2 separate regions of the Homo sapiens genome follow, and region 2 is linked to region 1. A link is a loop called in an ENCODE intact Hi-C map of the cell type or tissue named here. Cell type or tissue: PC-9. All regions are shown on one strand. Each heading gives the region's core, and the rest is flanking DNA. Links, peaks and the distances in the headings are about the cores only.

The links. A loop is a pair of places that touch in the nucleus more often than their neighbours do. Peaks named below come from ENCODE experiments on the same cell type or tissue, not always from the same donor. Only the 100,000 strongest peaks of a DNase experiment are listed, where the experiment ranks them.
Region 2: a loop joins it to region 1, with 6 times the contacts of the local background. A loop is called at or near these places in 2 of 110 quality-filtered maps.

What each region holds. Positions count from the first base shown.
Region 1 is chr6:128,568,173-128,570,978 of GRCh38, reverse strand. No RefSeq gene overlaps it. Among named protein-coding and RNA genes, the nearest start is that of PTPRK, 49 kb to the right of the region's middle. In PC-9, for the core only: no CTCF peak of the experiment used is centred there; DNase peaks (open chromatin) are centred at 258 and 1,088; H3K4me3 peaks cover 1,682 bases; H3K27ac peaks cover 2,332 bases.
Region 2 is chr6:128,628,655-128,631,460 of GRCh38, reverse strand. No RefSeq gene overlaps it. Among named protein-coding and RNA genes, the nearest start is that of PTPRK, 110 kb to the right of the region's middle. In PC-9, for the core only: no CTCF peak of the experiment used is centred there; a DNase peak (open chromatin) is centred at 1,060; H3K27ac peaks cover 1,349 bases.

The DNA.
Region 1 (2,806 bases), core at 83-2,582:
AGAACTCAGATTTCCATTGCCAAACCAAAGCAGAACCCTGTGGTTGTTACCTCAGAAGCGTAAGCCGGAGGTGGGACAGCACTAAATCATCCTCTCTTTGTGTTTACCTTTTGGCCTGAACTATCTGGATAACTGGCTTAGCCTTTCATTTTGCCTAGAATGTGAAGACCTGGTAGGACTGTAAATAGAAATGTGCCCAGTCTTAACCCACAGGGCCAATCTCTTTATTATAACTCACCCCCACACTCTAAATAAACAATAAACCACTAGATAATGGCTGGGAAAAGTTCTGCCAAAATTACACACCTGCTGCTTCCAGACTTGAGAAACAGAAACTCAAAAGTGATTTACAGGAAAACAAAAGCACAAATAAAAAAAATGTAGCCTGTTGCAGTCCTACAGAGCAGGTTTTACTGGTGTCACTGCAATCTTAGTACTACATTATGTTAGTGCTCTGAGGTTCTGAGCCAAGGGCATGCCCCTCTGGAACGGGGGTGACTTCTCTCCACCGTCCTGTCCCAAGGGAGCATTTCACATTAGTATCTGTTAGGACAGCTGGAAAGATATTATTTTACCAAAAGAAACTTTCGTTATTAAAAGTTATGATTGTGCCTTCAGTACAGCTCGGCATGTGGTGTGTCAGCTTTGCTGTGCATTATTTTCCTATTACTATTCCAGGAAACCTCTCTATCAGGTGACTGCCTGCAGGGTAGGAAAAAAAAAGTCTAAAAGGAGCATTATAACTTATAGCCCAGAAGATTAAAATAAGAAGAGGAAGAAAACATTAAAAAAAGAAAACAGCAAGAAAAACCTGAGATCCCATGTCTCTCTGTCCCTTAGGAAAGTGTAATGTCTACCTGATTGTGTGGCTTAGTTCACATATGCAACACTTATTTTAAAGCCCACAAGAAAAGAAATTGCTGCACCCAAAGAAAATTTAAATGTACTTAAAATGTGGATGGCTATTGCCAAATTACACTCCAAAAAATGCTTTACTTTTATGACCCCTTCAGTCTTCACCAAACTGCGTGTGAGTCATCCTCTGCACTGGCTGGTGTGCATCTCTGGAATGCTCTTTCTGCCCCCACCAGCCTTTCCAGGCCACACCCTTTGTCTTCCTAAAGACTTAGCTTAAATGGTCATTACTCAGAGAGACCTTTCTTGAACTTTCTGCTTGAAATACCTTTCTGCCCTCCTGGGGATCCCTATGTGATTTCTTCATCAAAATTATTACATATTGTAACTACTTAATTTTATTTCCTTGGTTCCCTCTATTTCCTTCAGTAAAATTTAACCTCCCAGGAGAAAGGTACCTTCTGTCTTTTTAATCATTGCTTTTTCAATACCTAACTCACTGCTTGGCACATATTAAGTAACTGAATTGTTTTGTTGAATGAATGAACGATACACACTGGTGTTAAACAGAATAGAGTTCATTTATGGGCCCTGCCATTTATATTAGTCCATTTTCACATTGCTGATAAAGGCATACCCGAGACAGGGTAATTTATAAAGAAAAAGAGGCTTAATGGATGCACAGTTCCACATGGCTGGAAAGACCTCACAATCATGGCCAAAGGTGAAAGGCACATCTTACATGGCAGCAGACAAGAGAGAAAATGAGAGCCAAGCAAAAGAGGAAAACCCCTATAAAACAATCAGGTCTCCTAAGACTTATTCACTACCACAAGAACAGTATAGGGGAAACCACCCCCAGGATCTAATTATCTCCTACCAGGTCCCTCCTACAACACGTGGAATTATGGGAGCTACAATTCAAGATGAGATTTGGGTGGGGACACAGCAAAATGATATCACCCTTTGTTTACTGCATTATCTCGAGAGAGTTATCTACATCCCTCAATTATTTTGCGTTCTTTCATTTGTAAAGTAATAGTATTTCTAACCACATAGAGATTCTGTGAGCATTAGATGAAATAATGTTAAAAAGCATCATGTCTAACAAAAAAGAATTGACAATGGCGATCTATGATTATTATTGCCTGAACCAGGAAGAGGGCAGGAGGATGAAGTGCATTAGTGAATTCATCTAGGCTCTTGCTGGGACTTGTATATGAGAAGTGAGGCAACTTGAGTTGTTGATTGCCGGTTTCTTGGAAGCAGAAGACCACCACCTACCCAGCCATGATTTGCCTATAGAAAGAAGAAGTTGCTAAGGATACTTCTCCCTGAAGATATTTAAGGGATAAGATTTCCACAAATTATCTTATTTAAGTATTTCTGGATCCTGTAGTGTCTTCTTTCTGTGGCATGTCCCTACAAGGAAGCAACTGTAAAACAGTCATGAAAGGAATAGGAATTTGTGCCCAACCCCACCCTACCACCACCTTTCCTCCCATCACTACATAGCTAGAGAAGCCTAAAGGTTGGGAGAAAGATTCTGAAGCAGAGTAATGAGTTGCTCTATTGTCTTTAGGAAGGGAGCCAAGAAATCTGATGGAGGCTCGCATTTGACTTGTAACTCAGGGATATAATTACTCCATTGGAAAATGTAAAGAATTAAAAAAAAAATTAAGGCCAGGCGTGGTGGCTCACGCCTGTAATCCCAGCACTTTCGGAGGCCAAGGCAGGTGGATCACGAAGTCAGGAGATCGAGACCATGGTAACACGGTGAAACCCCCTCTCTACTAAAAGTACAAAAAATTAGCTGGGAGTGGTGGCCGGCGCCTGTAGTCCCAGCTGCTTGGGAGGCTGAGGCAGGAGAATGGCGTGAACCCGGGAGGCGGAGCTTGCAGTGAGCCGAGATCGTGCCACTGCACTCCAGCCTGGGCGTTAGAGAGAGACT
Region 2 (2,806 bases), core at 19-2,518, 61 kb before region 1:
GAAACTTTTGGTCAGTGAATGTATTAAAGGGGGTTTTGGGGCCTATTCCAAATGCTGAAGCTCTAACAGAGTTGTACAAAACTTACGGGGAAAATGAAATTTTAGTTAAGCCTCTTCTCTGTGAGAATTTGTGACTGGAACTCGACAGGAGAGAAAAGGAAGAATAGTCTTACCCACAGTTCCCTTGAGGGATAATCATAAAGTTATCTCGTGAGAGGTACTTAATGACTGTGCACTAAAAGTAGCCCGGCGCTTATCCTACCATAATTCTATGCCAAGGTAAGGTTCAGTTATACTAGGATGGCATTTAAAGCATCAGAAAGTATAAAACCAATGTCCATTGTTTAAAACTTGAGCCTGACTGGTTTTACATATGGAGCAAATTCTGTATAAATACTAATTTGACAACTGTCAGTTCCACATATTCAGAGTTAGTGTTATATAAACCGTCAACCCGCAGCCAGGTTGAAGAGGCAGTGGATATACTCTGGGGAACCCATCTTATCAGTCTGCCCCACATTGCCTTTTTAAGTAAACGAGCTGACAGAGTCAAGGGCAAAGTAAGGAGAGCTGCAGATTTCATGGATTCTCTCGGGTTAGGATTTTACTGCTTAAGGACAGATGCATCCGTGGTTTTAAGATTCTCCTCTTTTCCTAGCACAAATTTCACTTTTTCTAACACCAGGGAATGATTTTACCAGTGAGGACAAAGGTCAATAACAAGTTCTAATTCAGAATCAGAAGACTTTTCCTAGGGAACTAAGAATATGATATTTTTTCCAGGTAACAGGGCTTTTCTCAACTTTTTGAACCTCTTAGATCTGCAAATTCTATCCCACAGGGAAGCAGAAAAGGCAAAGAACAACAGAGCAGCCCTTAGCCAAAAAGAACTGAGGCCAGGCATCTACTAAGTCACCAGTTCATGGTGCTCTTGCTATGCCTGCCTCTGCCCTACCTGTCTGGCCTACTTGACGTTGTGCCAGTTCAAGTATTTCAGATCAAACCACCTGCTTAGTTCCTCCCTAGGACCTTGATCTAGACCAAATGCAGCTTCTCAGCCCCAGGCAAGAGGCTAGGTCAGCTCTTTAGTGGGTACTGGGGTGCCCCGGCTAGTCCAGTGCTCCCCGGATGACTCATGCTGGTTCCTACCCACCAGATGCTGTAAAAGCCACTGGCACAGTAGCTAGTTCTAGCTTTGAAAACCATAAACACACACCTGGTCAATGCTTTCTGCAGAGCCTTACCCTGAGCATGCAACTCCACTTTATACTCAGTTGGATCAGCTTAAAACTTTTCTTAAAAGGAGCTCCAAATATGTACTTTGTGCCTGTTCTGCTTTCTGCAAAGATTATTTTTCAGCGGCATCTTGCTGTACTGCATCATTTTTTTTTATTGCCACTCTCCTGATGAAGTTTTTCTTCCTCAGCCCCACAGAATAGCTATTTAGATATCCTAAAAGTATTAATTACCTATATACATCCTGCCTAACAAAGTTGTGCTGCAATAGCATTGTTTATTTGCCAAAGAGTTTTGAGACTATTACCTTGATCATCATTTCTCGGTTAATATTAATTATGGTTTTGAGATGACAGTGATAAGAAATGTGGCATATTCAGCAGACATAGCTTCCTAAAACATCTACAAAATTGGAAAGTACTGTACTATCCAGCCTAAAGTGTTACTTCCCTGTATGAGTGGCTATTTGCAAAGCTGATTTACAATGTGGCAAATAAGAAAATGGGATGATATACAGCAGCAGAGATGCTGCAAGAATTGCCATGCAGGCACTGTTCCCCAACACCATCTACCATAAATTCTTACAAGATAAAGTGTATACCAGAGGTAGCAGTGAACCATTTTCTTTACATTCTTACCATTCTGCCAGAACTCTGAAATTAAAATAGGGGAGAGTGAACAGGAGCCACTATTTTGAAAATCAGAGTAGACAGCACCAGACGAAGAGCAGATCTGTGACTGGTTCTAGCTGTGTGTGAGCATACGTGACCTTGGGCAAGACTGAATCTCAATATTCTCAGCTGCTTTCTATTGTTTGTTTGATTTTTTAAGGAACAACAAATATCTTCTCTGTCAGTGTGAGGATAGTATGAAATAATATATAATTGTCCTGTGTCACTAAAAATTATATAAATACCTGTGTGTGTAATAAAATTACCTAATTTGACAGGTGATTGATAAGGAATATACGTAAAATAATACCATGAATGAAATATAGTAGTTGCATATATCTCAATACTCGATATGCACAGGGCAGGTTTGAGACTAATCTAATTCCCAATATCACGAGCTCCCCAATTACATGAGTTTTTCTTTTCTTTTTTTTTTTTTGAGACGGAGTCTCACTTTGTCCCTCAGGCTGGAGTGCAGTGGCGCGATCTTGGCCCACTGCAAGCTCCGCCTCCCGAGTTCACGCCATTCTCTTGCCTCAGAGTCCCGAGTAGCTGGGACCACAGGCGCCCGCCACCACGCCCGGCTAATTTTTTTGTGTTTTTAGTAGAGACGGGGTTTCACTGTGTTAGCCAAGATGGTCTTGATCTCCTGACCTCGTGATCCACCTGCCTCGGCCTCCCAAAGTGCTGGAATTACAGGCGTGAGCCACCGCGCTTGGCTGAAAATTCTAATAACAGTAGATAGGTAAGCAAATTTGTTATCTTTTATATAACTTAAGAGGGGAAATAAGTTTTAAATTACATGTTCAACTGGCAATATTGAGTGTGATTTAAAAACCAGTAATTTGAAAATAGACTTGAAACCAGTAACAACATACAAGACAATGGAAATGCATAGA